Linked DNA regions of Mus musculus: regions 1 and 2 are each linked to region 3. The links are chromatin loops, found by intact Hi-C in ENCODE. Cell type or tissue: left cerebral cortex. All regions are shown on one strand. Each heading gives the region's core, and the rest is flanking DNA. Links, peaks and the distances in the headings are about the cores only. Region 1 overlaps Kirrel3 (kirre like nephrin family adhesion molecule 3). Region 2 overlaps Kirrel3 (kirre like nephrin family adhesion molecule 3). Region 3 overlaps Dcps (decapping enzyme, scavenger).

The links. Hi-C counts contacts between places; a loop is a spot of excess contacts. Peaks named below come from ENCODE experiments on the same cell type or tissue, not always from the same donor. Only the 100,000 strongest peaks of a DNase experiment are listed, where the experiment ranks them.
Region 1: a loop joins it to region 3, with 3.0 times the contacts of the local background. A loop is called at or near these places in 16 of 42 quality-filtered maps.
Region 2: a loop joins it to region 3, with 9 times the contacts of the local background. A loop is called at or near these places in 17 of 42 quality-filtered maps.

What each region holds. Positions count from the first base shown.
Region 1 is chr9:34,493,507-34,503,994 of GRCm38, forward strand. All of the region lies in intron 1 of Kirrel3 (kirre like nephrin family adhesion molecule 3), which reads left to right. Among named protein-coding and RNA genes, the nearest start is that of Kirrel3, 10 kb to the left of the region's middle. In left cerebral cortex, for the core only: a CTCF peak has its summit at 5,322 (motif pointing right); a DNase peak (open chromatin) is centred at 5,318.
Region 2 is chr9:35,026,450-35,036,937 of GRCm38, forward strand. It overlaps Kirrel3 (kirre like nephrin family adhesion molecule 3), which reads left to right. Exons shown (of 17, transcript NM_001190911.1): 14 at 1,883-1,990; 15 at 3,325-3,434; 16 at 7,753-7,839; 17 at 8,388-9,858. The coding sequence ends at 8,831. Among named protein-coding and RNA genes, the nearest start is that of Gm51705, 23 kb to the right of the region's middle. In left cerebral cortex, for the core only: a CTCF peak has its summit at 4,556; a DNase peak (open chromatin) is centred at 4,562.
Region 3 is chr9:35,162,193-35,172,680 of GRCm38, forward strand. Dcps (decapping enzyme, scavenger) reads right to left here. Exons shown (of 6, transcript NM_027030.2): 2 at 8,885-9,059. Among named protein-coding and RNA genes, the nearest start is that of Dcps, 8.6 kb to the right of the region's middle. In left cerebral cortex, for the core only: CTCF peaks have their summits at 4,203 (motif pointing left), 5,352 (motif pointing left) and 8,406 (motif pointing left); DNase peaks (open chromatin) are centred at 4,189, 4,998, 5,207 and 8,077; H3K27ac peaks cover 1,830 bases.

The DNA.
Region 1 (10,488 bases), core at 1,033-9,032, 670 kb before region 3:
GGACATGGAACCACTTCTTTAATAAACCTTCTGGGTGGGGAAATGGAGCCTGCCTGTAGGGGATGGGGGTGGCTTCAGTGGTTGCTGCCCAACAGGGAGCCCTCAGATCTATTGAGGATGGAATAGAAGCTCCCCAGGGGCACAGGGGTGTGTGTTGAAGGGGAGGGGGGTCAGCATCATAGCATGACACCGAGAGGATGCCATGGGTACAGAAAGGAGGATCTGGCTCAGAGCATGGCAGCAGTGAGCTAGGCATTGTACCAAGGAGCAGCCTTTCCTGGTGTGTGTGCCTCTGTTGGTGGAAGCCAGGACCAGCAGGAGATGGGGTGGAGCCGTGGATTAGGCCTGAAGATGCAATTTTTCATTTTTGTTTAGCCCAGTAGGGGTGACTTAGGCAGTATTATATTGCAGACCCAAAAAAAGCACATGAATAATCCAGAGTGAATTCAAGAGATTTCAATAGCAAAATAATAACAATACTAATGATACCTTTGATTTGTAGAGTACTTTTCTTCCAAGGAGATAAAAAAGATAAACTGTTTTGGAAACAGGAACGAGAAAAAAAATAAAATTGCCTTTGATGGAGGAGTTGAGAGAAGGGCCAAGAATACTTGTTTTAAGGTCTTAATGGAGATGGGGATGGTGGGGGGAGCGAGGTGGGCAAGCAGAAGATCTCAGCTGCAAGCAGCTCTTATCACTGGAAGATGCTAAGATGTTTTCTAGGTGGAAAAACAACTCAGACATCTTTAAAATCACGGTCAATCAAGAGACAGAGAAGCCCTGAATGTCACCTGTGCCTGTTCCTAGCCCTGTTCTAATCCGATCGAAGAGGAGCTAGGTGAAGTGATGCACACACCTTTACCTATGCTTGATTCACCATGGCACCAATCCTCACTTCAGGGGTGGCTCTTGTAGCCCCAGTTTTTTCTCAAGGCCAATGTATGTGCCAGAATCCTTAGTTCCTCAGGGTTCACCTGGGGCTGCTGTGCTAGGGGCTGTTCACTGCCTGGAGTTCAGTGAGCCATCAATGCTACCTGTAAGGGAGAGGGGAGCCAGTGCCCTGTGCCTGGGTTCTCAGGGCTTCACCCGCATTGCAAATAGAAGAGGGCTTTATTTCCAGTTCAAGGAATGAAGTGCGAGCCGACTTCACTGGCACATAGCACTATTCCATATGTCATTGTGTGGCATTTTCTTTCCCTGAGGGGAAATCAGAATTTACCCAGTTAGGTATGCACATCAAGTGAGACTTTAGATACTTCTAGATCATTAAAATGCTTCTCTCCCAGGCACACAAGGGATGCTGTGCTCTGCTTTCTGCCAGAATTTTAGTACTAAGCATGACAGAACTTTGACCTCATATACACACCCCTCCAAACCCACTCTGTGCTGTAGAGTGAAAAGTCACAGGAAGGCTTAGTGAAGACACCAAAATGCACTTTGATCCACATCCTGCTTTGCAGAGCTTAGCATCAAACAGCATGCTTATCACTGCCCCCTTCTCCTCTCCCACAGGTAAAGAATAAGAATTCTGGCGGTATACTTCCAGAAGTCGGTAAATGTCAATATTGGATAAGTGTTTCCTTTATATCATGGCAATTTAGCATAAGCTGCTTGGAAACAAATATCTTCCGCAAGCATACAGTGTTTCAGTGAGTACACAGTCAATGCTACTATGAGGATTAAATAAATGTCAGCATTCTCTGGGTATGCTTGGTAACAAGTTTATGCCTTGGAATGGTGGCCAGTATGGATGGATAGTGTGCCTTCCATCGTTCTTTTGTTGGGGCCCATGTGGGTTCTAGTGAGTGAGCGGGAAGCAATCATCTACTCCTTCCTGGGCATACCAGCCAAGGATGTGGTCACAGACACTTCCCACGTACCCTGAGGGGCTTCTGTTGGCAATCTAGAAGTCTCTGCATGTCGTCCTACACCCTTGCACGTGTGTACACAGACCTGCCTGTGTCTCTACTGCCAAGGTCAAGCAAATTTGCCCGATTCTGGGATTTGGATGGTTAGAACTAACCATTAGATTTTGCATGAGTCTGTCTTAGACAGATCAAGTTGAATAGCCTAGGTGATCTGCTCCCTTGAGGAAAAGCACGGGGTGGCTGTTTCTAGTTGAGATTCTTCTCAACCGCTGCTGACATTGTGGGAACTGAAAATAGGAGAGCGAACGCACATGACCTTTACCCTTTCAACTCTCCCCTCAGGCATTCCATAGGGTCTAATGTCTCAGGGAACAAAGTCGATTGTTCCTTATTTTACGAGCAAATAGTGTTATTCTGTGACAAGAAGCTCAGCTATAGACCATTCATGTAGCACTGGTTTTAGGCCTACTGTGTGGTAGGTGTGGTGTCAGAGACTGCTGTGGAAATAGGTGAGGCCATATTTCTGGACAGAGAGGCAACACTTCCACGAAGGCTATAGAATGATGCTCTACAAACAGCAGAGACAGCCCAGGGCATCATAAAAGGGTGTCCAGAAGAGATGCCATGCGTGCTTGCTCTTAAAAGATGTATAGGTGTGCTCTGGGTAAAGCATGAAGCAAGTAGTCCGGGCTGTACCTGGGAGTGTGCACAGGCAGGAGGACTGAAGAGAATATGGCATACTTAGCAGCAGAGCCTAGAATGGATGTGTTTGAAAGGAGAGAGGAGCCTTGGGGAAGGCAAAGCTGGCTGGCTCATGGCTGTGAATAACATGATACATGTTTTAAGGATGGATTGACAGGATGAAGTCAGTATCTTAAAAGATGGTTAGTAGTTTGGGGTCTGTCGTCCTCTCCATATCAGAGCTGTGGGGATTCACTTGTTATTCTTGGTAGTCTCTGTACTTCCCTGAGGCTGAAAACTTGTAGAATTGAGTGGAAGTACACTTTCCTCTTTCCAGATCATCTTTCTTTATGGCTGGTATGTTCAGATATGGGAAAGTGGACAATAAAATAGCAATGGGGAACCTAGTTAACTGTTGGTCTGCCCACCCAAGGGAAGGCAGATAAGAGGTGCTGAGGAGAGCTCAAAGCACCAGAGGCATGGAATGCTGGGGACACCTGAACTATGGGTGGTTGGAGGATATGAGGGATGGGAGTTAACTCTTTCTGAAGACCCCTGAAGGATACAGGGACAGAGCAAACACAGCAATGAGGAGGAACAATAAGTCAGAAGGGAGGAAGAAGAGAAGCTTCCCTGGGGCATTCTGCTGGCAATGTCTTTCTTGTTCTCAAGAAAAAGTAAACTGTAGGCATCAGGGGAGCCGAGGTAGCACCTTAGAGGGCTCTATTCAAATGTCAGAAATGTTTCACAAGTCTCCCATGCAAAGGAGCCTTCCATTCAGGAGTAGAGAATATATGTCCTCAGATTTACCCATGTCTTCTGTGCCTATTCTCTCCAGGAACCTATGGTAGCTGGCAGGAAGCTCAGTGGGGGGGGGGGGGGACAAAGCCCCTAAATGTCCTACAAGAACTAGTCAGCGGCATTTTCAAAGCCTTCGATTTCTGACTGTCTTGTCTGAGGCTGGCCTGTTGAGCAGGACTCTATTGTGAGTGTTTTCAAAGATGAATTCAGGTCATCAGGAATGCAGGACGCCAGCTGGTAAGAAAGGACAGAAGAGTGGTTGAGGACTCTACCTCTTAGCAACAATTGGGTTGTTTTGGATAGTTTTCTAGGAGGTAGATCATGTATTCAAGATCTCTTTGGTACCTAGCAAATTCTTTTGGCCGTGTTGATGATAATAGTAGTAACAATACCTCTGTTTGCATAATGATGGCTAGGATAATTAGCATCTATGCAAATCTTCAGAAATACAGTGCACAAGTAGCACCCCATTTTATCGAAATAGCAACGGAGGCAGGTTGGATGCTGTCAGCCCCTAGAAAGGTGATGTCTGATCAAAGTTCTTCCCAGTCTTGTTTTGTGTGGGTTGGTGCTTCATGGAGGAGCTGGTAGCTTCCGGCTGCTTCAGATCATAAACATAAACTATGCATTAGAAGATCAGATGCTGGGATGGAAGGAAAACCTTGTTCTCATCGCTCACCTCCCCCCTCCCCCCGCACACACACACACACCACCAGCACCACCACACCTCTCAGAACTGTAGGTGGGCCTCACTATGAAAATGCTTTCCTACTAAGCTTTATCTCTTGCACGTTTGTATATTTGTGGTAATCATCCATATGTGTCCAAGCATAAAGAGGGGATTTTAGCTGTTCCTTAGAAAGATCGAGGAGCTCAGTGCCAGGGTTGACCTTCAGACGGTAACCCAGCCTTGTAGTCCTAGTTCTTTATGATCCCAGACTCTGACACATTTCTGAAGTTTGTCTTTACCCCAAAGGCTCAAAGTTTCCAGAGCACTAGTGCCTGGGAAGTGGCAAGGCTGAAATGTAGTCAAGAAGTCATTTGTGTACTTCCCTTGTTCTCTTCTCCACCTCTACTTCCACCTTTAGATATCTGTAAATCAAGGAGCTTATCATAATCAGTTGGTTAAAATATCCTACCTTTTATCACGCCAGTGTCTAGCATTCAATTGGCTACCTAGAAGTCTCTGAATAAATTCAAAACTATCAGATGAAATATAAGAGTTAAGGAAAGGGAAAAAAAACCAGAACCTGTGATGTCAGCACACATAAAGATGTTGAAGTGCCCAAGTTAGAGTCCCAGGGATGCTTAAAGTTTATTTAAAGGTATTTCTCCAAGGAAGACCTCGGATGCTCACAAGTCACCAGGGATGCTGCCAAGAGAAACATCCCCTGGCAAGCCACTCACTTCCTGGGCTTCAGCAAGGAACCCTTGTGCCCTTCTGTTCTCCAATGCATGTCAGTGCCCATTTCTGTCAGTCACCTGCAAATGTCACAGGTGACTTCACTCTGGTGCAGTGTGACAGTCCACCTGTCACCCTTGGCAATGCTGGGAGCTATGACAGCTTCGGAGTCACACTGGGGCTTAGTTGACTCTCTGGGTAAGTAAGCATTCAGGGAACAAAAAGTTAAGTATGCATCCAAGTACTGTACAAGAAGGCTTTCATCCTCTGCTGCCTAGTTGCCTAGTTGCCTAGCTGCCCTGACGACTAAGGAGAAACCACCACTTAATCCCCCAGTTGCTCTGTTCCCTATATTGTGAGACTTGCACTTTTCTATGCCTTGGTTATAAATGTTAGGGTTCACTCCATGTTTAAGTTGAACTTCAGCTCTTTGGGAAGCTTGCTTCTGAAGCCATTTTCTCACACAGGGTGCTGAGCCTTTAAGAGAGTCAACTGCTGAGATGGGAGTTAGCAAAAATGTTTGGGGAATCAGACATACGAAGAAGATTGCAGTCCCCAAGTCAGCCTGATGGTGGCAGCAGCCGCGCTTGCAAAGGAGTGAGCCCAGCGTAACCTGCAGAGGGATGGGTGCCCAGTGGTTTAAGGCACAGCAGGGCTGCCTGAAGCTGGGCCCTTCTGCCACCTCATCCCACCCCGAAGGGGTGCAGATGAAGAAGTAGCCACAGTTTAACCTCCCAGGGAGAGGCTGGATTCTACTTTTCAGAGCCCACTAGGTAGTGAAAGTAGAATGTTCAGAGGAATTCCTACACAAAGAGGCTAAAGCTAGGTGGGTTCAATTAATAATGCTCAAGGGGTCCTGGAAGAACTGCACAAAGGAGATAGAGCAATTGCAGTTCACCAGCATTTCTCTGCAATGAGGGCTTTTCCTGAATGTATTGAATCTCAGTCCTCCCCCAGAGGGGTTAGCCACAGAAGGTGTCTTCCTTGAGCCGGCATTCGCTCTGTTAGTCCTGAACCCTCTACTATTCTCCATGGTTCCAAGTGCTTCACACCCCATCAAAGTGGGTGTGCTGTTCCCATGCTGCAAAGTAGTATCCTTATTCCTGGTGCCTTGAGCAGGCTGTTGAGGTGAATTCTGTTTTCATCTCTGGAAAGAGATACTAAATTCGAGGGACACCATTCGAGGAAACTTGCCACCAATTGCATGTGTTTAATAGGGTGTCCTTCTAAAATGTCAATGCCAGGCTAAAAGCAGGTATACTGTACTATGCTCTTCAGGACAAACGGTAGGAGGGTGGCCCCAAAACTCCTTACCATCATTCTTTCTAGTAATCTCCAATGTGCCAGCTTGCCCTTCAGAGTTATGCGATGTACCTGAGCGCCCCCCTCCCAAGTTAGTCCATGCATCAACAATTGAAGTTGTGGAGATGTGATGAAGGAAGGACGGGACCATTGTCAGGGGTATACCACAGTCTTGCCTGGTCTGCATGACCCAAGTGTTTGGTAGAACGGGTCATTGATGTTGCTTGAAGTCATCGGATGTCATGTGACCATTCTGTTGATTTAGGTTGTTAGTGGAATTTTCTGTGAGGTTTGCCTAAATCCAAACCACATTCCTTACTGGACTCACCATTGTAGTCGTCCATTGCTGTTGTTATTGCAATGAGGTGAGCTGTTACCTGCTCAATGTGTCTTTCCAGCTGCTGTTCCCAGGCATAGAAGGCAGCAAAGTTAGAGAGAAGATATTTAGTCTTCAGTGAACAGGGAGATTAAGTGGTGAATGGCAGAGACCATCTAAGCAGTTTCTGTCAAAACAGAAAGGTTTTTGCATAAAAAAAGTCAAAGCCTTAGTCCAGATCACAAACCATTCTAGTCTTTGTGTATAATTTTAGGACCTGATGAAAATATTAGACACCCCTCCTAAATTAAGATTTGCTGTAACGATAAGACATGTGACCTTGGCTTTGTTGTTTTCCTAGTCCCCTAGCTTGGTCGCATACCATTCTTTTCACAAGCCAGGTTTCTAGTAGAGCTTTGGGTTCTCACCCTGAACGTGGACTGGGAAAGGAGAAGCAGTAGAAACCTCAGCCAGATCAGTAATAGCCTTGGATGCTGCTGTCTGGTATTTTTATATTCCCTGAAACCTGTGGCTACTGAGTCAACTGGACCAGCTGTGGAAAAGCATCCTTGAGGTCTCAGGATCAGGTCCTTGGTTGAGCCTTGTATATATTCTCTGACTTAGCACTGTAGCAGCCGAGTGAAGCAGGGATGGCTAAACCCATTTGCTAATGATAACAACCGAGGCTTTGCCTGAAGATCACATAACTGTCAAGTGACAGGATAGAAGACCCTAAGAGCCCTGTCTTCCAGGTTGTTGGGAAGGATATCAGTCACGATGTTGTTTTGGCAGCCCTGTGAGTGTCTATGAGCCAAGCAACCTAGTGTGACCTGCGATTCTCTTCTGTAAGGTCTACGTGGGATGGGAAGAGCTGAGAACACAGAGGAAACGTCTTCTCCTGCACAAAGGGATGAAGACAATATGGGGAGCTTCCCAAGTGGCTTGTCACTCTGTCCCTCCGCCAGCCAGTTCCAGTTTAGCTTAATGTTTAGAAAAGCAAATGCTCATTTCTTAACAAGCATCCATCACACCCAACTCCCTCCCCTCTAACTTCCCTTCAACAGATTTTTTTTTTAATTAAACCCCATTTGGCCCAGGGAGAGGTTAGGCTTGTGTTTGCTCTGTGATCCGAAAATGATACTACTCTACACAAAAAAGGCATTTCACGACATCAAAATTGTTCTCTCTCTCTTTCTCTCTCCCTCCCACCCTCCCTCCCCTTTCTCTCCCTCTAAGTCTGTAATAGTAAAAATGCCAGGAGACTATATAGTTCTGAAATGATTAATAATGGTCATTAAAAAGAAGTGAAAAAGAGTCTTGGAAGGCGGGCGAGCCTGAATGTCATTCGGCTTCCGATTCTCCTCACTTTGGCTTCAGCAGAAAGCTTACCTGGTGTTAGAAATCTCTTTGGAAGGTGACACGTATCTGCCTAGGCCATGCTTAAAATCATAATATTGGCTTAAGATAGACACTTATGATAAACTAGTGAAACATGAAAGTTCCCTGAGAGTTTAAAAGCACCTTTAAGATAGAATCAGAGCAAGAATGCAGGGCAGATAGATGTTGCCATGGAAGACGTCAGATTCTGGCTTTTCATCCTGTGGCCTGAGCCCCTTCCTCGGCCACAGGGGTGATATTCGAGCTGCACTGTCAGCCAATGGTTGCCTGGGCTCCAAACTCTCACAAGTGCCCCCTTTCCAGGCTTGAAATTTGCTTTGTGTTTTCTCTTCACCAAACCAGGGCAGGAAAAAAAAATTCACAGACAGGTATTCATGCATTGTAGGCAAAAAATAACATTTAGAGTTACCCAGAATCAAATCCCATTCAGAAACCGTTATTACCCTCCTCTTCTGGTCTCCTGCTAAAATAATACAAAACCCTACATTGCCTTCCCAACCTTAGAAGGCGTTCTAAGATCAATAACCAAATTCATGCCAAGGAAAATGTTTAAGAGTTTTCTACTGTTATTTATTTAGGTTTTAGTTAGATTATCCTTTTCACTCCTGTCATTGATTTTTGAACTGATGTGAACTCTATTGGCTTTGCTCATTCACAACTGCAGAGAAAAGGGGATCTGGTGGTGTGGTCACATATCCCTCTATCGGTAGATACAAACGTAATGTATGTAATCTTAGCTGGAAACTCTTTGATATGTCAGAGGAGTGTTCCAGCCTTCTTAGGGCTCCCAGCTTCTCTGTCACAGTGCTTTTCAACATGTAGGCTGCAGGTCAGCTGGTTCACCAGTAGCAGCATCCAGGGGGTAGAAGAAAGAGTTCTCAGGATTCAAACCTAAATCAGAGACTCTTGGATTTGGCCCAGCAGCCTGTACCTTAATGACCCCCCCCCCACACACACACATATGTGCACACACATACACACAAACACACAAACATACAGAGAGAGAGAGAGGGGGGGGAGGGAGGGAGAGAGAGAGAGAGAGAGGGAGGGAGGGAGAGAGAGAGAGAGAGAGAGAGAGAGAGAGAGAGATAGGATTTGAATGAACTTGATGCTTCTCGGTTCTGAATCTGGCGTCTGTGCCTTCTTGCCTCGCCGGCTCTTGCGTGAACACTGCTGACACCGAGCCCACAGAGGTTTGAGAGATGCTTCTCACCAGAGGATTTAAGGTGACTCAAGGGAGCTACTGCTAATGGTTTTCATATTACATTACCCTCGGGTGATTTGTCGCTGGAGAGAATGGAACCAAGGATTTACACGGAGCGAGCCCTGAGTCTAGGAAACCCAAACTCACAGTGAGATCAAGCACACGGGAATGGGGACATGGCACTTATGCCAGGCTGTCATCACTGCCTTCCTTACAGCTTAGAAGAAATAAATGAAGAGCCCTTCTTCTCAATGGGACTTTGAGGCCTGTCCCACCTCCATAGAACGGGGAAAGCTGCGTAGTGATCTACGCTGACGGGGAAGAATGCAGCTAAGCTCGGGCATCGCTTGTCTTCACCTGCACTTTAGAATGTTTATTTTAAACTCAGCGCTGTACACTAGAGATGCACAGGTTCATAAAGGGAGAGTTTCGGCTTTGTAGAGTGAAGAGATTCAGAACGTCTATCATAATGCACCACAAGAGTTCTCATTTTATATTTGAGAGAAAAAAAAATCTTCAAGGTCAATACCACCATAGACATTGATATTCATTTCATTGTGAACTGGGATCTGCTAGCTGCTTACTGTCATTTTATTTTTCAATTCATAAAAAAAAAAATAGATGTTCTCATCACTAGGCCTCTGGGCCTCTTTCTTCAATCCAAATCACTAAAGGGGAACCACATGTCTGAGTTGCTGAATCCAGCAGCCACTAGGAGGGTGACGGAAGCCAGTGGTGCTCAAAGGCACTCTTCTCATCCCACTTATACAGCAGTGTGGATTTTCGAGTGGCTCACAAAGACCCAGGTATTAAAGTCATAGTCTCCAGGGCATTACTATAGGGAGGTAGTGGATGTTTAGGAATGGGTGCAGCAGAGGCTTTCGGACCTTTGGGGATGTGTCCTTGAGAGAGATCAAAAGATGATGGCCCCTCATTTGTTTCCTGGTGAGGAGGTGACTGACTGGGTTCTACTGCCTGTGCCCCATTATAGTGTGCTGACCTGCCCATCATGGACAGAGCCCCACCCCCAAACCTGTAGGCTTTTCCTTTTATAAGTTGATGATCTTAGGTTTAGGGCTGGGGACAAATGGGGAGAAAGAGAGGAGGCAGGTAGACAGAAGAAAAAGAGAGCAGGCACATGTGGGAGACAGTTTGGCCTCCAGATCTTAAGACTGTAGTGTTATTTTGTTTTTAAAGTCACAATATTACTTCTCCTGATCTGGGACCGTGAGGCACTCCTTATACTTGAAGAAGTTTGGAAGGGTCCATAGCCAAGTGTGTAGGGATGGAGAAAGACACACAGGAGATCTGGCTTCTGTACAGGTACATGATATTCCTTGGCTTTTGGAGGGAAAACCATTCAGGATGAAGTTGTGGACTCCTAGAGTTTATCAAAATTAACCTGGGATTACTTAACTCCCCTCCCCATTTTCCCACAGCTCTCCAGTGTAGTCATTCATTTCAGCTACTGACGCTCTCTTGCTACTGTGTTCCCCCTTCCAGGATGCCCCTCCCC
Region 2 (10,488 bases), core at 793-8,792, 140 kb before region 3:
AAAATAAAGAAATCCAAACCACAGGACTAATGAGGTTTAACTAGGAACACCTGTTTGCCAAAGTCAGCTTGGCTGAGATCTCCTCTTTCCTAGTCCTGATTTCTGAGTCCAACCCTTTCTGTCCTTGGGATTTTGCCATCCTTACTTCCTCTTGGTCACCTCCTGTCACCTCTGTAGGTCGTGGCCACTAACAAATAGGTAGGTAACAAGAGAGAGTTCGTGTGCGAATTCTGGGGTACTGTGACACCAGGCCTGTCGAATAGGTGCCCCCTACCTCACAGCAACAGCTTGGGGGCCAGAATGTCAGTGTTTCCTTCTATTTAGTAAACAGGGGTCAGGGAGCAGAGCACTCAGTATTCGTGAAACCCTGAGTTTCATTCCCAAAACATCAAAAGGAAAAAAAAAAAAAAAAGAACAGTGATATTCTAAGCAGAGCTCCAGAATGCCTCGCCTTCTGTGGGTCATCCAAGCTGCACTGATGAACGTGGGTGGGGAAGGAGCTCAGACGTTCAGAGGAATTTCCTCTCAGTTAAGGCTACTGTCTGCTACTGTCCTCCCACAAAGAAACTGGAACAAACATTTAAAGGAGGCTGGGCCCTTGGCTCTGCTCCAAGACATTTCCTCTCACTCTTCTACCTAAAGTCCTTAAAGACCTCTAAAGGCACACTATTACTACTCCATTTTACAGACAAGAGACAAGGAAACATAGGGTAAGATGTTCAGAGGGTGTGATAGAGCAAGGGACACAACCGGGCAGCAGTCCGGAGAACACCATGTGACACAGATATTAGTGGGGTGGAGTTGGGAGGAGGATGAGGAGACCTGGATTGACCTCGTTCACACAGAGAAGGCACACACATGTCCATGAACCTGGAGTCACTGATACCTTTGGGCTTCAGTGTCCTTCCCAAATGAGCGGCTTGGGTTCATTATAATCCAGTTTCACCCTTCCTCAGAATTTCTAAGAGCTGTTCGGAGCTACAGATAGACTACTCAGGGCCTAAAGTCATGTTCTTGGGGCCTATGTGCATCCATCTGCTTTACAGAAAAGCAGTCTCCCTGTCCCCCACCCCCACTCCCTGCCCCCAGCACGACCTGCTAGTCCTGCCCATTTGGCAAGGACCAGAGGCAGACTGGGGGTTGCGCCAGGGTGACAGTTCTGTACCTTTCGGGATGGAAGCAGATGGTGGATGTTGAAGGGCTGGTCTTGGAGGAGAAGGGTATGGAGGTCAAGAAAAAAGAAAGGACCCTTTCTCCTGAGCATTGTGGTAGCGTGGAAGCTGTGATGCAACTCCCCTGCTCCCAAGGCTTGGATATGTGTGGAGCACAGCAGGTCCTGATTCCCAGCAGGCCAGAGGAGGAAGTTGCCTCAGAGCTGAAAGCCCTGAGTTGTCTCTATGTACCCACCTTGTTCCACAGAAAGGGAAGTAAGGAGACAGGAGCCATTGCCTTTGTTGTTGTTGTCGTTGTTGTTGTTGTCAAAGGAAAGCCATGGACTTATGACTCACTAACCACTACATGCATTATAAATCCCTCCCTGAATGCTGAAGAGAGCTAAATTAGGCCAGCCTCGACCTGCATCTCCAGTTTTCCTCTCCCTGGCTCTCTACCCTGTTCTAGCATCTACCCCTTTCCCCTGGCTCCTCCCTACTCTCCACCTACCTTATATCCCGTACCCAGGCTCAACAATCCTATCCAGAGCTAACCCCCTATTGAACTGACTGTGCCTGCCCAGGCCCACCGAGGCATGCCCAGGAAAGTCCCACATGGCAGTGGTCTGGCCCCAGCTTGGCAGGGGCTGCACCTGGGGGACTGGGTGGGGCCCTAGCAGGACAGTAGTTTTCTCCTTCCCTCATCAGCCTTGTCTGTTTCTTTCCCGCAGAGTCTGTACCAATGGCCGTCATCATCGGGGTGGCCGTAGGAGCTGGCGTGGCCTTCCTCGTCCTAATGGCAACCATTGTGGCCTTCTGCTGTGCCCGTTCCCAGAGAAGTACGGGAGGGAGACCCGGGATCTCAGGGAGGGGGACAGAGAAAAAGGCCAGGCTTAGACTGCCCAGGAGAGCAAGTAAGCAGGAGTACAAAGAACAGGGGCCACAACAATGTTGTGAGCTCCTGGGGCAGGGATGGGTATGGTGTGCTGTTATGCACCTGGAGGGTGTCTGGCAGCAAGTGGGAACCCTACTGAGGCTGACCCGAACTCAACTGGCCTCCAAGTAGCAGGACAGTCCACTAGCACTTTGGGTTGGACACACAGCACTGTTATTTGGAGTGCATAGAAAACCTCAGAGGGAACAGGGTGGCTTGACCCTCCTTGCTCTGCAAAGACTGCTAGCTTAGCCTGAAAAGCAAGCCGCCCACACAGGGCACAAAAGCATGTGAAGAACTGCCCTGGACGGGCTTTTCAAGGTTTTTTATCTTTAGCAATACAGTTCTAAGGGGCCAGGACACTCTTAAAGAGCATATGGACATGGGGCCTCTGTACTGGGCTCAACTCTGGAGTAAGGGAGAGGTAGGATGGCAGAGGAAGTGCCCTGGGCAAGTCACATCTATTTATAGCCTTCATTTCCTTACTGGTGATATTAGAGGCTTGGGTGGTATAGCTTTTATCACCCCAACCACCTCTGAGCTTCTAGGATCAGAATACACTGAGTCACCAGGCCAAGCTATGATCACCTTGCATCCTTCACTTGTTAGAGGAAGCTACTTATCCCCCTCACATATCCTCCATTCCCAGCTGAGCAACCTTACCACCTTGTGGTAATCCAACACAAGAGCCTTGAAACCTCCCTTGCTGCCTTTCCATGGATATGACAAGGGAGAATATTTCAACAAGATTTGTCTAACAGGCTGCTCCTGTAGTTCAGGGTAGCTAGACCTCTGTGTACTCTGGATTGGCTGAAAGACCTTACGGTCTTTTTAACATTAAGATTTGTGGCCCTATAACTGGAGAGCTCAAATCCAGGCAGCAACAGACAGAGAAGACTTCTCAAAGTGAGAAGGGACTCAGGGTGACAGATCCTAGCCAGATGAGATAGAGGGATGGATGAGGACAACCTCTCTAACCACAGGACATGCTGCAGAAGCTAGGTGGCCTACACAACCAGTCTTTGAGGCCCTTCCAGCCAACAGTCGATCTCTACAGAAGTTCTGTGGGTGGGGGCCTGCAAAACTGACGTTTCAGAGTCTGAGGGGAGGTTAAATCCTGAGATGGAACGGGTATCAGGGGGTATAAGGGTGGCAGCAGGGGGTTGTGGGGCAGTTGACATGCCTTGCCTAAGAATGAGGACTGAATTCTTTGTCTACACTTTCCTATCTTATGTCCAGATCTCAAAGGTGTTGTATCAGCCAAAAATGATATTCGAGTGGAAATTGTGCACAAGGAGCCATCTTCTGGCCGGGAGGCTGAGGACCACACCACCATAAAGCAGCTGATGGTAAGAGCACAGCCTATGCCCCACTCCATCCTGAGCACACAGACTTCCCGATGCTCTCCATACTGCTGACAGGTAGCACATCCAGGCAAACCCCTCCTGCCCCCAAAGTAAGCCGGGCATGCACTCAGCCAATGAGCATTTATTTGTGCCTCTGTGACGTGATGGGGGAGATTCAAATACAACTTTGATGCAGTTCTTGACCTGGATCCTGACCACTGAGTAAGGAAAGAACCTGTGCTTGAATTCACATGTGTGGCTGCGTACATGTGAATTCAATGTGATCCTCTTCCTGATCCTCTCTGCAAGAACTGGAATCCTCCCAACTGTCCAGGCAGACTCACATGGGGAGAGGCATGGTATAGATATTCGATGCATTTTTTCTCCTCTTCCCTCTTCACACACACACACACACACATCTGCCAGAAACCCTGGTTTCTTCTTGGGAACTGGATATCCACCAAAAGAAAATGCAAAACTTCTCCAGCAACACCAAACTGCCAACTCCTCTTCCTGATCCTCTCTGCAAGAACCCGAATCCTCCCAACTGTCCAGGCAGAAGTCTAGTCAACTATGCCGGAAGCTCACAGAACACTATATCGTGGTGGCATTATCTGGGAACAGTGACAAGAGGGCAAGGAATAAAGGACAAGGGCTTTTCTGAGCCCCAGTGACCCCATCTATGAAATGGACATGAACACAGTAATATACAGAGCCATCATCAGGATTATAGGGTAACAACCTGAGTACATACGGGGTACAGTAGAGTTTTCCCTCGACATATGTGCAGAGTTCTGTCCTATAATTCCCAGATACCCAAATCTGAATGTGTACAAGTATAAAATGCTATATAACATTTATACAGATGCTACCTGCTTCCTCTCATATTCATAAATCATCTCTACTTATGAAGTGTAATGTAAGTGCTGTGTAAACAATTACTGTACCATATTGCTTAAGGATTAATGGCGAGTAAAATATGCACGTTTGATACAGGCAATTTTCCCTAAATATTTTTGATCCATGGTTGGCTGAATCGGCTGTGCAGAATCTAGGAATGCAGAGACCTGCCTGCAAGAGCCCGGGGGTTGCTTACTATTGTGCTGCTCTAAATTCACCCACTAGATGGGGAGCAACTGCTGCCTTCTTCATCCCTGGCAGAGGCTCAAGGTTTCATGAGTGGAACTGACTTTTCTCTCTGTTATACTTTCTCTAGTCAATTGATTTTCAGAGTCTGTCAATTCTGCTTCCAAAATATGTCTCAACTAGGTGTTCCATACCGCTCCTCCATAGTCACTGCCTTATTTTGGGCTTTGCCCCCTAAACCACTGCAGCAACACTTCCCCGCCCCCCCCCCCAATTAGGACTTGGCTTTGGGCACTTGTCACAATCCATCTTCCACGGCCCTGAAAAAAGTATCATTCTGAAACAAAAATCTGGCGGCCCATGCCTATAACTCCATCGCTCAGGAGGCAGAAACAGTATTATCTGTATGACCCTGAGGCCAGCCTGAACTAGTGAATGAGACTCTTAAATGTAAATCTGATCCTGTGACAATCTGCTGAAGTCCCACAGTTGCTTCCATGTCTGCTGGGTGAAGTTCAGCTACCCAACATGTCATCGGGCCCTTTGCCTCAAGGCACCTGCCAATCTTTCTAGTTCCACCTTCCAGCCAGACATAGTGTGGCTTTCCAGACACACTAAGTACGGGTGATCCCTGGTCTAGGAGTCCTTTATACATCAAAGACCCACGGTCTTTCTCCCTGTTGACGTCTCTGATAAATTTCATACCCTGCAATAAGAACTGGTTCAAACGTCATCCTCTCCAAGAAGTTCTCAGCCTGCCCCCTCCTCACACACTGGCAAGCTGTGCAGCGTTTTTGCTTTAGTTTTTGCTGCATTCCCCTTGAGCCTCTTTGACAGCCTGCTGCTGGACCAGGGAGCCTCTCAGGATACTCCAGAGCTTCTCTAGGGCAAAGGTCATGCATCTTTCCCTGGAGTCTCCCTGACACAGAACCTGACAGAGCATTCCTTCGCACAGGATGGAAACCACATCCCGCGCGTCTGAGAAGGAATGATGCTAATTAAGCTTCATCAGGTCCACCCCTCATCCCTGGTAGACTCTTTAGTTCTCTCCCAAGGAGGTCTTCCTTTTGTCTCAAAGCCACACCCTCAGGAAGAGGGCAGGTGTTCCTGAGAATTTGGGGCACAGCAGAGGGGATAATTTGACAGAAGGGACTTGCTGAGACTCTGTAGCTAGTCTGTCCCTTGGGAAGATATTCACGGATCCCCTTCCTCCACAATGGGAGATTTTATACCCTATGATCTGGGAAATACTCCATCATCAAGGGGAAGTGCCTTAGACTTTATATCTGGTGGGAAAGAACAATAATAATTTAGATGAAATCAGTACATTTACTGGAAAAGTGAAAAAAAAACCGTAATGCAATTAGTGGGGGAATAACAGGAAGGAGGCGCGCTGGCCCACAAGACTGAGATGCAAGAGACAAACAAAACACCCTGCTCAATAGGCTGAGTGGGAGCCTGAGCCAGGAGTGGCCCTGCAGGAGTGAGGCACCTTGTGTCCGGGGATAGCATCCCTCTGGTTCCTGGTCACTTTATACATCCACCATGCACTGTGGAAGCTTTGTCCTGGTCTTACACCTCATTACTCAGCTATTTGGAGTTCAGCTGCTCATTCCAACACAAATACCAATCACTGCATTCACTTTGGCCAGAAGCGTGCTGGTCAGTGACCACAGTATGCAAGGTCCTAAAACCAAGGCGTGCCGTGCCGGGGATTGGAAGGGAGCAGGATCTTTCCCCCAAGGCTGTTTGGCACTTGTCAAGGAAGACAGTTTTCCAGTTCATTTGAGTCACTGCTGTGAGGAAGAGGCATGGCCTATTTTGCTTTCTGTTGCTATGACAGAACACCGAGAAAATCAGGGCTGGGGGATGGCCCAGTCCATATGGTGTTTTGACACAAAAACATGAGGACCTGAGTTCAGTTTTCTCAGAACTCATGTGAAAATAAGCAAACACCAGCAATCAAAGTCTTGGGGAGGTGGAGACAGGAGGATCTCGTGTGCTCACTGACCAGCCAGCCAAGCTACACTGGTGAGCTCTGGGCTCAGTTATCAACCCTGCCTCAAAAACTAAGATACTCAGTGTTAACCTCTGACCTACACACACACAACTTTTTTACACAGAACTATATACACAACACACACAAAAAGGAGGAGAAGAGGCGTAGTGGCTCATACCTCCAATCCCAGGACTCAGGAAGCTGAAGCAGGAAATTTGCCACATGTCAACTTCAACTTGAGCTACAAAGTGAATCCCAGTCTCAAAGCAGCAACAACAAGGCCAACATAGCTAAGATGACTCATGAGCAAAAGCCAGTGACGCTCAAGGCAGACCACCTGAGTCTGAACCCAGAAGCAACACCTAAATAATTGTCATTTGATGTCCACACTGTGACTTGCATATGCAAAGTGCACGTGCGCATGCACACACACACACACACACACAGAGAGACAGAGAGAGATTTGGCCCATGTTTTCAGTTCATGTTCATGTGGCCTTCAGACCTGCATCAAGGCAGAATATCACTACAAAAGCATGCAGCAGAGAAGACTATCTTATGCTGGCCAAGGAAGCAAGAAGAGACAAGAGGGGGCCTGGTTCCAGTAGCCTCTTCTAGGGCACACCTCCAGTGACCTCACTCCCTTCCACTAAGCGCTACCTCCTAATAGTGCCACATCATGGGAATACTAAGCCTTGAACACATGGCCTTTGGGGGATAGTTCAGATCCAACCCATAGCACTGATGTTGCCAGCATCCCCACTGGGATTCCTTCCAACATCCTAGCACTGATTTGAAAGACCGCCATAAGAGCCTGTTGGATAGCTGGTGTTGATGTTCTGTTGATCTCAAGCGCATCTCCCAGGTAAGCAGAGCTGTTGTACTACATCTTACTGTGTATCTACAGGGCCCTTAGTGCAGGGCCTGGCCAGAAGTTTTCAACAAATGTTCACATGAGAAGTCTGGAGATGTCCGTGCCCAGTGAAAGAAAACATGGCCTCACAGTTATACTGATGCTTCATCCACCCCCACCTCCTGTCTCTGCCCTGACATGAGGGTTTCGGGAATATTACTGAGGTCTGGAACTGTATCCAGCTGTTTCACCTACCTTTCTGCAGTCTAAGACATGCAGGGGATACAAATGGCCATCCTTGGAGCTCATTTCTTCATCTTCTCCTGGGAGGAGGTGGACTTGAGCTCTCCTTCTTGGCACTGAGTAGCCATTTTTGGATTGTAGATGGACCGGGGTGAATTCCAACAAGACTCGGTGCTGAAACAGCTGGAGGTCCTCAAAGAAGAGGAGAAGGAGTTTCAGAACCTGAAGGTAAGAGCAGCCGTCCTGGGTCCGGACTACAGAGATGATGGCCCCATCTATCCCTTACATAAACAAAGACCCACAGCCAGCAGAATGGAAGGGCTCAAGGCCAGTCTGGGGACAGGTGTCACCGTCTGAGGGGGAGGGACTGAAAGTAGCTGCTCTCCTTGTCCCAACACTAAGAAACTGACTTAAGGATCAATTATTACAATTCTCCCCTCCTGAGGTCTTGTAACAAATAGATTTTAGAAGTCAGTATTCATGTTCTGGATAAATACACAAAGACAACTAAAAGCTGTTTTTTCAAACGATCTTGCATTTCACTCTTGTAAACCAGGTCTAGGACACTATCACCTTCCCTCCTGACAAATGAGCACCTGCTAGGGTCTGCTAGCATCCCTGCCATGCTAACCCTTGTTGTATCCTGGTCAGTACCCTTCCTCTCCAATCCTTCCCTCCCTCCTGGCCTCCCCTGTGCAAAGTTTGCTCAGCCTGGCCCCCTGCCACAGCCAGTGAAGGCTCCCTGGTAAAATGCCTCTATGTTCTTGCCTACCCAGGACCCCACCAACGGCTACTACAGCGTCAACACCTTCAAAGAACACCATTCAACTCCAACCATCTCCCTGTCCAGCTGCCAGCCAGACCTGCGTCCGACAGGCAAACAGCGTGTGCCCACAGGCATGTCCTTCACCAACATCTACAGCACCTTGAGCGGCCAGGGCCGCCTCTACGACTATGGACAGAGGTTTGTGCTGGGCATGGGCAGCTCTTCCATTGAGCTTTGTGAGCGGGAGTTTCAGAGGGGCTCCCTCAGCGACAGCAGCTCCTTCCTGGACACGCAGTGTGACAGCAGCGTCAGCAGCAGCGGCAAGCAAGATGGCTACGTGCAGTTTGACAAGGCCAGCAAGGCTTCTGCCTCCTCTTCCCACCATTCCCAGTCCTCTTCCCAGAACTCCGACCCCAGCCGACCCCTGCAGCGGCGGATGCAGACTCACGTCTGAGGACCACGCCCTGTGGTGGGGGATGGGCCAAGGAGGAGGACATGGTACATTCTCGTTCTCCAAGGATTGGGGCTACTTTGCAGAGGACCCTAGAACTGGCCACCTCCGGGGTGGTCTCCGAGCACCTCTGTAAACACCTTCCTTCAAAGCTCTGATCAAGCACAAATCTGGCTCCCAGGTGGGAAATGGAGAGTATGCAGCTGAGCGGATAGTGCTCAGGGCCTCTGTCTCTTGCTCTTCCCTAAAGGTCCCTCAACCACCTTGTCCTCCCATGGGCACTCGTGGCAGCTAGAACTTTGCTTTTATGAAACTGCCGTCCACTTTCCTAGCTCCTCTTGCTGCCCATAAGCCATCCCTGGTGTCTGTATTCCTTGCAGCCTTGAGGAACGGAGGACTTTTTCCCAGCACTGAGCTGCTCCGGAGACCCCAGCCTCCCCACTGTGCATAGCCTATACCGCAGAGGCTGGGGCCTGAGAAATGGCCCTGACCAAAGGAGCATCTGCCTGGGAGTCCGCCCCCACTTTGTTTGGTGTTTGTGTCTGTATTCTTGCAGTTCTGTTCTTGGACTTGATACCTCTGCGCTTGGTGGTGGGACTGGCCTATCAGAGTCTAGTGTCCTCAGAGCTGAGGAAGGGAAAGAGGGAAAATGTGAACTCCTGGAGAACAACTGGCCCAACACACCCTGTGCCAGGCTGTGCAGTTCAGAGCCCTCACCGTCATCCTCACCCCCTGCCCCGTGTTCTCCCTTCCTTCCCACAGCACAATCGAGCTAATCCGAGGAGTGTGAGAACTCCTCTTGTCAGGGTTTTTTGAACAGTTACTGAAGCGTGCTTCCTGGGAGATGTGGGTTTGAGGGGGTGCTGAAATCTAGGCTGGAGGATGAGACAGACTCTTTCAGCTGATGACCACAAGGAACAATGATCCATTCTCCAGTAGATAGGACTCTGTGTGCAAGAGGGACAGTTTTCTTCACCTCTTTCCCATCACTCCCCACTTAAGAATAAACGTTAGGGCCATTACCCCCAACAAACCTGTTCTGTGCTTTTGTTTCTGCACATGCCACAGGAAGACCTCAAGAGTCCAAGTACATTGTGGGAGCTCAGACAATGTTTTTAGTTGATTGGTTGGAAGGGGGCTTTTTGTTATTGTTGTGTTATGTTTTGTTTGCTTTACTTCAGTTCTCCCCAGGGAGGGAAGGTCATTGTAGGGGCTGGTTGTGGTCATTATAGAATCTACAAGTTAACACTCTGTTTGTGGATTACATTAGAGGGGGAAAAAACCAGGTTTCACCAAACACCAACTTTAATTCTTGACAAATGTAGCTAAGTCAATACCATGACTTTGGACACTGGCCAGATCCTTCTAGCCTTTACAAGAAGCAGGCCCTCTTGAAAGACTATAGATCACCACCAATACTCAACACTCAAGTATAGGACTCAAAAAGAAAAAAAGACCCAGAGTATACTCACTTAGGTAGAAAACTAAACATCACAAAAAGAAAGAGAGAGATAAAGAGAAAGGAAAGGAAAAAAGAAAAGAAAAAGAAAAAGGAAGGAAGGAAGGAAGGAAGGAAGGAAGGAAGGAAGGAAGGAAGAAAAGAAAGACACAAGCTTAATGGGCTGGAGAGATGACTCAATGGTTAAGAGCTCTGACTGCT
Region 3 (10,488 bases), core at 1,089-9,088:
TCGGCATGCAGCAAATGCTACTGATATGCCAAAGCAAGGAAAGCGCTGTTCAATGACTTTTCAACTTAGAACCAATACTGAGACAAAGCATGAAAGATGACCCATCCTGTCTGGAGATACAGGTTAGTGGTAGAGCACTTGCCTAGCATGCTCAAGGCACCAGGTTCGATCCCTGGTGCTACAAGAACTACACAAGACAGTGTAACAAAGCATACTGACAGCTAGCTAAAAAGGCAGTGCTGGAAATAAGGAGGTGGCAGAAGGCAGAAGAGACAGTGGGAAAGCTGGACACACTCATCCTTTCCCCTGATTTGCATTAAACAGCAACAAAACCAGAAAACAAAAACCAGCTACATTTAAAGACACTGAGCCTTCCAAAGGCAGATAGATAAAGACTGGGAGTGCAGGGAATGAAAAAGGAGGCAAAGGAGTTGATTCTTTCCTTTCTTCTCTCCCTCCTTCCATCCGTCCTTCCTTTCTTTTTCAGACAGGGTCTCCGTAACACTGGTCATGGTGTGGTTGCTTCTGAGAAGTGAGGTGGGAAGGGGGCACAGCAGTAGGGGTCCGTTCATGCCCATTATAAGCCTCCTGGTGCTATCTGATGATTATCTGATCAGGTAACTACACATCTGACTCTGACAAATGCCCGACCCTCCCACAGAGACTTTCTGCTGAACAGTTCAAGTTAAGAGCTATTTACTAATAAAGCCTGGCATTTTATCTCCATTCAACTTGAGACTCCATGATCTCATATGGTAAAGAAACCTTCTTAGGTAGGCAAGCCAGCCTTCTGATTCCCCACTTGTCGTTCAGAGAAACTAAGTCTCCACAATTCAGTGACGTTTTCTGGTTCGATGGCTGTAAGCCTACAGTATTTCTCATGTTAGATGACCATGGCATGCTGTGAGTGTTTTGGCTGAGACTTGTCTGGCAAGCCATTCCTTGCTGGCCACTGTTCATGTAACTTGTCCCTTGGCTCAGCTGCAGTGGGAGGGCTGCCGAGGACATCACGGCGGATAGGTTCAGAGGCTTGTGCCAGTCTGCGCTGGAGAGACACCAACAGACCCTGGTACTTGGGCTTCTTCCAATGGCTGGAGGACCTGCCACACTGCTCCACTCGATCAGGACTGGTATCATCTTGGGGTACCTTCCAAAATAGCATAGGGCTCCCTTATCCACAGGAGGTAAAATAATCTAGCCTGGTCGCTCCCCTGCCCCAGAGAAGAGGAGCCATGCAGAAACGAAAGCCTGATAATGTCCAAAATCTCGAAGACTGAAACTCAACACTTTCACTTTCAACAATAGTGACTTTAAAAAAAAAAAGCAAGAATGATGACAGAGCCATTCAAATGTGTGGGAAAATATTTTCATCCACCTAAAAAAGGGCCAGTTTTTCTTAACTATTAACTAGGAAACATATTCGTATCCATAAAAAGCAAGTCTCAGTCTCTCTCTCTCTCTCTCTCTGTGTGTGTGTGTGTGTGTGTCTGTGTGTGTGTGTGTGTGTATGTGTGTGTGTGTGTCTAGCATGTACCATGTAGGGACTAAAATAAAAAGGATATTCATAACGTAGAGTTTCCTGGCTCTTCCCCACCATTTTGATTTCAGGGTGTGTGTCTTTACTGTCTTCTCAGCATTGTTACGGACGCATGCATACCTAAGCACCATACTGTTTAGATCAGCCTGATCCTCAGAATCGCATCATGTGGACTTCTTGCCCCCACCTGATGACTTAGCCTCCACGAATACAGGCAGCTATAGTTCATTTCCATTGCCAGAGAGAGGTTGTCCACTTTGAGACTGTACCAGGCTATCCACCTTCTCTACTGCTACTTGACTAAGTCTCGTCTTTTCTATCACAAACAGCTCTGCCAGGGAAACTCTTCTGAGAATAGCTAATCTTTTAAAATGCTCCTCCCAAACAAATCCTTTCTCCTCTCTCCAGAGTTTTGAGTTTTGCCTCTGTAAAGAATACAAAGTAGAAAATCCTGGCCTGTGGCTAAAGTCCTGAGTGATTTAGGCAACCAAAAGAGTGATTCCCAAGATCTCATCCCTTGCTCCCTGTCTAGGCCTCTCACACAGAGCCTCCAGTCTCCTCCAGTAAACCTGAGACTCCACACCCTGCTTTATAACAGGTAAACAATCGGCCTTTTAGAAGGTCGCCTGTATTTCTGAGCCACACCTCTCACCACTATCTCCCCCTTCTTCTCTGAGTGAGAGGAAACATAGACCTCAAAGAAAGACTCCATTAATAGGGAGCCACAGCAGCAGGAGTAGCCAACATAGGCTCTGCCCTATCAGGATGACACACGAAGATCAACCATGTGAGATGCCAACAGACTGGCCCACAGGCTCTTCATGGTTACCACCTGCCATGGTCAGGGCCAGCCACATTTCCTATGTGATCTGTCAAGGATCAGATACTGGGGAAGCTGTAAAAACATTAAGAGATAACTTACTGTTACAGTCGTGATAGTGACACTCTTCAATCTGTACCATATGCCTGCTGCAGTGTTAAGAACTTTGTACACCTTACTTATCTCAGTGGGTTGGAACCCGTGGCATCACTTTAGGAGGTTAACCCAGTATTTCAAAAAGGAAACAAGACTTGAAATAAATACTGGTGATTCTATCATAAAGTTGTATTGTTTTGTGAAACTTCTGGTCCACTAATATTCATGTGCATTTATTTGTATGTATGAAACCATAAAATAAAATGTACCTCTCACTGAGGACAGAGACTAAAATCTGTTGTAAAAGACTTCCTTTTTATCTATTTCCTAATGGTCCCATTGAGATGTATTCAGTTACTAGCCCGGGTTAACAAAGGCAATTCTTTTTTTTTTTTTAGAACATTAGACTTTTTTTTTATGTCATTACCATAGGACAATTTTTTAAAAGATTTATTTATTTATTATATGTAAGTACACTGTAGCTGTCCTCAGATACTCCAGAAGAGGGCATCAAATTTCGTTACAGATGGTTGTGAGCCACCATGTGGTTGCTGGGATTTGAACTCGGGACCTTCGGAAGAGCAGTTGGAGCTCTTAACCACTGAGCCATCTCGCCAGCCCAACAAAGGCAATTCTTAAAGTCACTTCGTCCACTTCCTGTGCCCATGTTGCAGTCACTGCTCTCACCTGCACTTCCAGCATAAGAGCCTCTTTTCTGTTCCAGACTAGAACACCCATCCTTCTCGAGCTGGCTCCTTCTCAGTCATCAGGTCTCGCTCTGATTGTGTGTGGCCTTCATTTGCACAGCCCGGGCAGCTCTCTGCCCAGGGCCACTCAGACACTGTTCACTTGTTTGCTGTCTGTCTTCCCCTCAAAACCCAAAGACAATTGACACATGCTGTTTGGACTCACCTACTAGAACATCTGGATAGAGCAGAACTTCAAGTGTTAAGTGAACAAGAATGCCCTGGGCCTTTCCAATGGCCGATGTCAGAGCCAGGCCTCCACCCCCCAAGTCTGCCTGAACCCACATTTACTCCTTACCCTCAGTAAGCTGTGATATCCTATAACCAGGTCTAAGGCTAGAAAGGGAACCTCCATCCTGATGGATGCAGAGGGGCTGCTGTGGCTGTACAGAGGAACGATGCTATTAGGGATTAACTCTGGGACATGGCCTAAGCAAGCCTAGTTCCCAAGCCCATGCTCCCTCCTTGGGCCACTGGTGTAAGGAACCATGAGGGACTAACTCTAGGCTACTTACTTTGGTGAGCTGAGAATCTGGAGGGAAAAAAATGGGAGAGGAGACTGCATACTCTCAGGTTTGCATAAGAGGAAAACATCACCAGTCATGGAAGAAATACCAAAAGAAATCCATCAAACATGATTGATGCTGAGTCCAGGACAGCAGCCTGCTTAGAAAAGGCTGAGAAGAGCCAGGGATCAGCAAAACAAAAACAAACAAACAGAAAAAAAAGATACAACAGTGTATTGGGCACAGAGGACTAAAGTTGCAGGAATTTCACTTTAAGGTCCATGGGATAGGCCACAGTGAGCTGTAATTCAGAAGCTGAGAACAGAGAAGCATGGGGGACTGGGGGGGGGGGGTGGTCAGGGCAGGGGTGGAGGCAGGGGCGGGCGTCACACAGGCTCTAGGTAGGTCCTGACTAGGATGCCTGGTGCTGGAGAGCTAATAGTCAGAATACTTTGGTAACACTGACACCTTGTGGCTATGGAATGCCTGTCCCAAAGGGAAAAAAAAAAAAGGAATCTGTGGATACTTCAGTTATTCTCCTTGTACTGCTGAAATATGCTAAAATTTATGTCAGTGCTAATAATAATTTTGGCAAGCCCTTATAGTAAACATGCCTTCTAATGTTCATTTTTCTGTAAATAAGTCAAGCCTCTGGGTAATGGGCAACCTGACTTTGTAACTTCAAGTTGCTGGACTCCCAGCTGCCTTAACCAAAGGTCAGTCAAACAGCCAGGCAACGCTGACCACTTTAAATGTTCCAGGGGATGGCATGAAGAAACTATACAACAATTACAGCTAATTGTCTGGTTCCTGATGGGCAGCCCCAGCTAGCTTTGGCTATTTCAAATAGTTTATGACTAGATTTTTTTTTTCTATTACATTGCTGAACTCTAGAGGACTTGGCAATCATTTACCCACAGGCCAGAGGCCACAGGTCACTAATTCTAATGACCTAGCAAAAGGACTACTTGTGCATGTGAAGTGTGCTGTGATTTTTTTTTCCCCCAATTCCCTCTCTGGCTGTGAGCAGTACTCAGTTCACTCAAGTAAACTGAGAAATGATTGCCAGCTCCTGAAGGTGCAGCTCCAGCCACAACCGGTTCAAACAGTTTGTATCCGAGTTCCTGCCATCACAACCCTCAGTAGGCTGTGATATTCTGTAACCAGGTCTATTCGGGCTAGAGAGAACAATTATCCTGATGGATGCTGAGGGGCTGCTGTGACTGGTACAGGAGGAACAATGCCTCAATTCATGGGGACACAAACGTTCATTTGCATGATCCCCTCCTTGGCTCTATAAGCAGATAGGCTAGGAGACATTCTTCTGCCCAATTATTCCCAACAAATGTCCTCTCGTAAGTGGTCTTTTCTTGCCTACTTTTGTTAATGGAGCAGAGATGGAAACACAAAGAAAAAGCAACAGGCACAGCACAGTGGCCAGGGTGGCAGCAGCCAGACAGTTCACGAGTGGACAGAGCAAAGGAGGGGGAGAGAAGCGAGAAGAGAGACGGGGACTGGAGAGGCAACTCAGTGGTTAACAACACTGGCTGCTCCTCTACAGGATTAGGGTTTGTTCCCAGCTCCCACGTGATCCCTACAACTATCTGTAATTCCAGTTCCAAGAAATCTAATGTCCTCTGCTGGCCTCCAAAGGCACTGACCACACATGGTACTTAGACACACATGCAAACAAACACCCACATATGTAAAATACAAATTTTTTTTTTTTTAAGAAGGGAGAAGACAAGAAGGGGCAGAGGTGAAAAGGGATAAAAGACTAATAAGGAGACAGATAGGAGGAACTACGGGCTCTGTTCGCTAGAAGAGCTCCTGGAAACCATGAACTCATTAAAATCAACATTATCAGACACCCTAAGACAAAAGCTGCAACACTGGCTAGTATCAAATGCTATGGAATACTGACTTACACAAGAACTCTAACACTCTGAGCTAAGGGTCTTGATATCTGAGGCCTGAACAAGGACTGGATGGAACACTGTGTCTGCATGCTTGAATGCCTGCCGGCTGCATGGTTGCTACCACAACTGTCAAGCACTGGGAGATAGACAAGCTGTCAAAGACCAGCACATGAAGAGCTTCTCCTTAACCGCCTATGACGTGATTGCCTGTCTTCCTACATGTAGTAAAGGGGATTACACCTAGGGCCTCAGACCCGTGCAAGCACTCCACTGTTAAGCCACAACCTTAGTGTTCTTTCACTTTTTATTTTCAGACAGCATCTCACTAAATTGTTCAGGCCAGTCCTGAACTCCCTCTATGGCCCACACATTTGAGCCTTTTGCTTCACCTTTCCAGGAGCTAGGACTACAGGCCTATGCCCAAAGCTGAACTCTTATCCAAAGTTTCCATTCAGGTAGGAGGACCCACAGCATTTGTCTCTCTGTCTCTTCACAATAACTCACAGCCCTCTTGCCCTGCCCTAAACATGCCTAAGGTCAGAGATAGCATCTTACTGGACTCTGAAGCAACGGTACTTAGCACTGAGGCCAGCACACCAAAATAATCATAGTAACTACTACTAAATAGATGCTGACTGCTTCTGAATAATGCACAAATATATTCTTGAATTTCACCTATGCAGTACCTATGAGAACTTCAAATGCAAACCACAAATTTATTTCAATACCAGCTGAAGGTTTTTGGAAAGGCCAAGAATGAGAAATAATGGCAGGCATCCCCAGCAAACAGTGTCTTTTAAAGACTAATATCTTTCTAACTATAATGTCCATATGACTTGTACGGAAGTCCAGCTAGCACAAGGGCTGAGTTCTGTAGTCTGCAATAGAGTCTGGAATTCTGTGCCTGAGAAGCACCTAGGTGGTGCTCACAGTACCACTCCACAGACCACATTCTGAATGGCAAAAACCTGGAAAACAGACTGGGAAGCGATGACCAGCGGGTTCTATTTGACTTACCACCTGAGTGAACACCCAGCAAGCTGGAAGTGATACATTCATTATTAGAGGTGTGGAGAAAGAAAAACAAAGAGGAGGAAACCACTCATGCCTCACAAAGCCTAGGATATTTACTTTGGTTCTTTATAGAATGAATCTGCCAACTTATTATTTATAAAGTCACCCATGGGCAGGATAAATAAGTCAATAAGGGAGAAGCACAGTTCAGGCCCTGAATCCAACTGTTGTGACTTCCAAATCTCCATGCTAGGACTAGATAGGGAAGGCAAGCCCACAAAACAAAGTCCATCTGCTAAGGAGACAGGGAGAGAAGAGCTCCCATCCCAGGTAGGTTTGGGTGATCATGGGGAAAGGGTTATGGAGACACGTGGGACTGGGTCAGGAGGAGCCCTCACCAACTGCCACTTTCAATACTCATCTTGTGCAGTGTCGCAGAAGTACTGTGGTGGGGTGGAGGGTAGGGGGTGGGAGGAAGACTTTGTGAATGCACCAGGGGTGATCTCAGCACAGGACCTTGTGGGCTCTGGCTAGGGATGGGGATGTCAGTGGAAGAGCTGGGAGGAGACAAGTGGAATGACAGTAAGCAATGGCCTAGGTGGCTTTAGGTCAGGTAGTTCTGGCTACAGTGCCTTCTGTCATGCTGCTGCCCCGCGTCAAAGAATACATTTGCTTAAAGGTCAACACTTAAGAAAATAAATGCAGCTGTCCATTTCCATCAACTTAAGCCAAAAAATCTGGCTATCTTTCAGAGAAAAGGAGGCTCTTGTGCTGTCTGCTCTGAAAGGTTTGCTTGTCTTATATCAAGTGATCACATGCATTTTCAAAGAATAACAATAGCCCTCAGTTATAGAGCTGTAGAAAATACTATTGAAAATGACACTGGGACAGGATATCTGGGAAGCTGACTTGTTCTTAAACGCTGAGGGGCAAATTACAACACACCATGTGTCCAAAGCATTTTAGAACTTCCTGGATGGGAACCATGAAGGTCAACCCATATCCCTCATATACTGCCTACAAGATCTTGACATATCATGTCTTTCTTGAGGCACAGAATGATTACCTTTTTGGTAAATTAAAAAATGCTTTCAAGGCTAGAGAGACGGTTCCGTATTTAAGCAATGGCTGCTCTTCCAGAGACTCAAGTTCAATTCCTAGCTCCAATATAGCAGCTCCTAAGTCTCTGTAACTCAAGTCCCAGGAGACCTAACACTCTCTTCTGGCTTCTGTGGGCACTGCACACACACAGTGTACAGACATATATGCACACACCCATACACACACCCACACAAATATTTTCAATCAAAAACAAACGTTTGTTAGCCATAGGTTTCTGCTCAACTCAAATTCATCCTGCTTGATCGCGCTGTTTGTCTCTTCTAGCGGAATGTGGGATTCTTCAGGGAGTAACAACGTGTGCAGCACCCAGCACGGAACATAGCATATGGTGTCAGAGTGTGGTGAGAGCTCAGCCCACTGAAACACTTCCTTTTCCTGCCACCTATTGCTGTGTGATTTTGAATTGGTTACTTAGCTTTCCAAACCTCCATTTCCTTACCTATAAAACCCTCTCACAACAGTGCTGTTCTATGAATTAAATGTATTAAATACTATATCCCGAGTTAGTATAATAGTAAGGGTGTTAAAAGTGTTGGAAATTGAGCTGGAGAGATGGCTCAGTGGTTAAGAGCGCTGACTGCTCTCCCAGAAGTCCCGAGTTCAATTCCCAGCAACCACATGGTGGCTCACAACCATCCGTAATGGAATCCTATGCCCTCTTCTGGTGTGTCTGAAGACAGCTACAGTGTACTCATATAAACAAAATAAATACATCTTTAAAAAGAAAATGTTGGAAATGATCAATTATGCTCACAAACAGATGGATTTATTATTCCATCCCATGAATCAGAATTACTGCACCCAAATATACTGGACCAGGAAGGATTTCTCAACCTTAGCATCCATGGCAGTTCTCTGCCGTGGTAGCCAACCTGTACATTGTGGGATGTTTCACAGCAAGCCTATCCTTTACATACTAGATGTCAGTGGCACATACACATTCAGTTCCAACAACCAAAATTGTCTTGAGAGATTGCCAGGTTCTCTGGAGGGAAACACCCTCCCTCTTCCCCTTAGAACCACTGTCCTAGAATTCTCAAATTTGAAAGACTCTATGCACCACAGCCCTTAGTCCCGCCACCCCTTCTCCCCACACGCAACCACTTCAGCCAGCATTTGCTTACCACTCAGATGCCTTGGAGGAAACAGGTTATAGGTGCTGTAGATATCATTGGAGAACTGCAACTTGAGCTCAGGGCTCCCCGTTAGGAGCTGCGCCACGTGTTCTACCTGAAATGGTGTCTTCTCCAGGATCACAACCGCATCTTCTCCATGAGTATCCCCAGAGTCCTCATTCACCTGCAAGCAGAGATACCATCAGTGGGTCAGTGGGTGCAAGTATGGTATCACTAGGAAAGCACTTGGGGCTAGGGAAATAGTTTAATTAATAAAATGCATTCCATGCAAGTGGGAGGACCTGAGTGTCCATTTAACAGGACCCATGTGAAAAAGCTGGGTGTGAGCAAGATCCTGTCTGGAAACCAGGGGGAGGGGGGGTGTGGGGGGGTGTAATTTAAAATCCCATAACTGGGAAGGCAAAGATAAGTGGACTCCTGGGGCCTGCTGGCCTTGTGCCAGAAAACAACACAAACAAGTAATAAACAAGACAGAAACAATACCTGAGGTTGTACTCTGGCCTACACACACATACAAACACACACTCACAAGATTTAAAAAGTCCCAGCACTTGTGATTGTGATTCCAGGGTCTTTTTTGTTTGTTTGGTTGGTTGGTTGGTTGGTTGGTTGGTTGGTTTGGTTTGTTTTTCAAGACGGGTGTAGTCTTGGCTGTCCTAGAACTCACTCTAGACCAGGCTGGCCTCGAACTCAGAAATCCGCCCACCTCTGCCTCCCAAGTGCTATGATTAAAGGCGTGCGCCACCACTGCCTGGTTCAATTCCAGGGTCTCTTAAATTGCAACATCTGCATTTGCTTCCTTAAGAGCTCCCTTCTGAGGAAGTACAACACTCACGTTTCTTCTCCTAGAAAAGGCATCTTAATCCAAAACCTTGTAGAAATTCCCAGACCTTTCTTTACAAAAGAAGAAAAGTTTCTCAGCTGTTGTCTTAGTAGGGTTTACTGCTGTAAATAGACTCCATGACCAAGACAGCTCTTATAAAGAACAACATTTAATTGGGTCTGGCTTACAGGTTCAGAGGTTCAGTCCATTATCATCAAGGCAGGAATATGGTAGCATCCAGGCAGGCATGGAGGAAGACCTGAGAGTCCTACATCTTCATCTGGAGGCTGCTAGCAGAATACTGGCTTCCAGGCAGCTAGGATGAGGGTCTTAAAGCCCATACCCACAGTGACACACCTACTCCAACAAGGCCACACCCACTCCAACAGGGCCACACCTTGTAATAGTGCCCCTCCCTGGGCCAAGCATATACAAACCATCACAGCTGTCATCTATTTTACAAGACCCTTGCCAAACTCTCCTTACTTTAAAAAAAAAATAACAAACTAAGATCCACACTAGAGAAATTAAGTGACTTATCCAAGGTCACATGAACAGCATCAGTATGGAGATTAGAAGCCAAGTCTCCCCACTGACTTCTAGCTAGAAATCTCTCAGGCCTAAAATCTTCAGTGAGTGATACATAGTGAAGACAAAAGGGCTAAGAAAACCAGACAGGATCTAATAAAAAACAAGCAACAGAGAGGCATTGAAGCTATATCCCCTGATCCTCCCAAATATGAGCTCTTACATGGGACTCTTGGACACA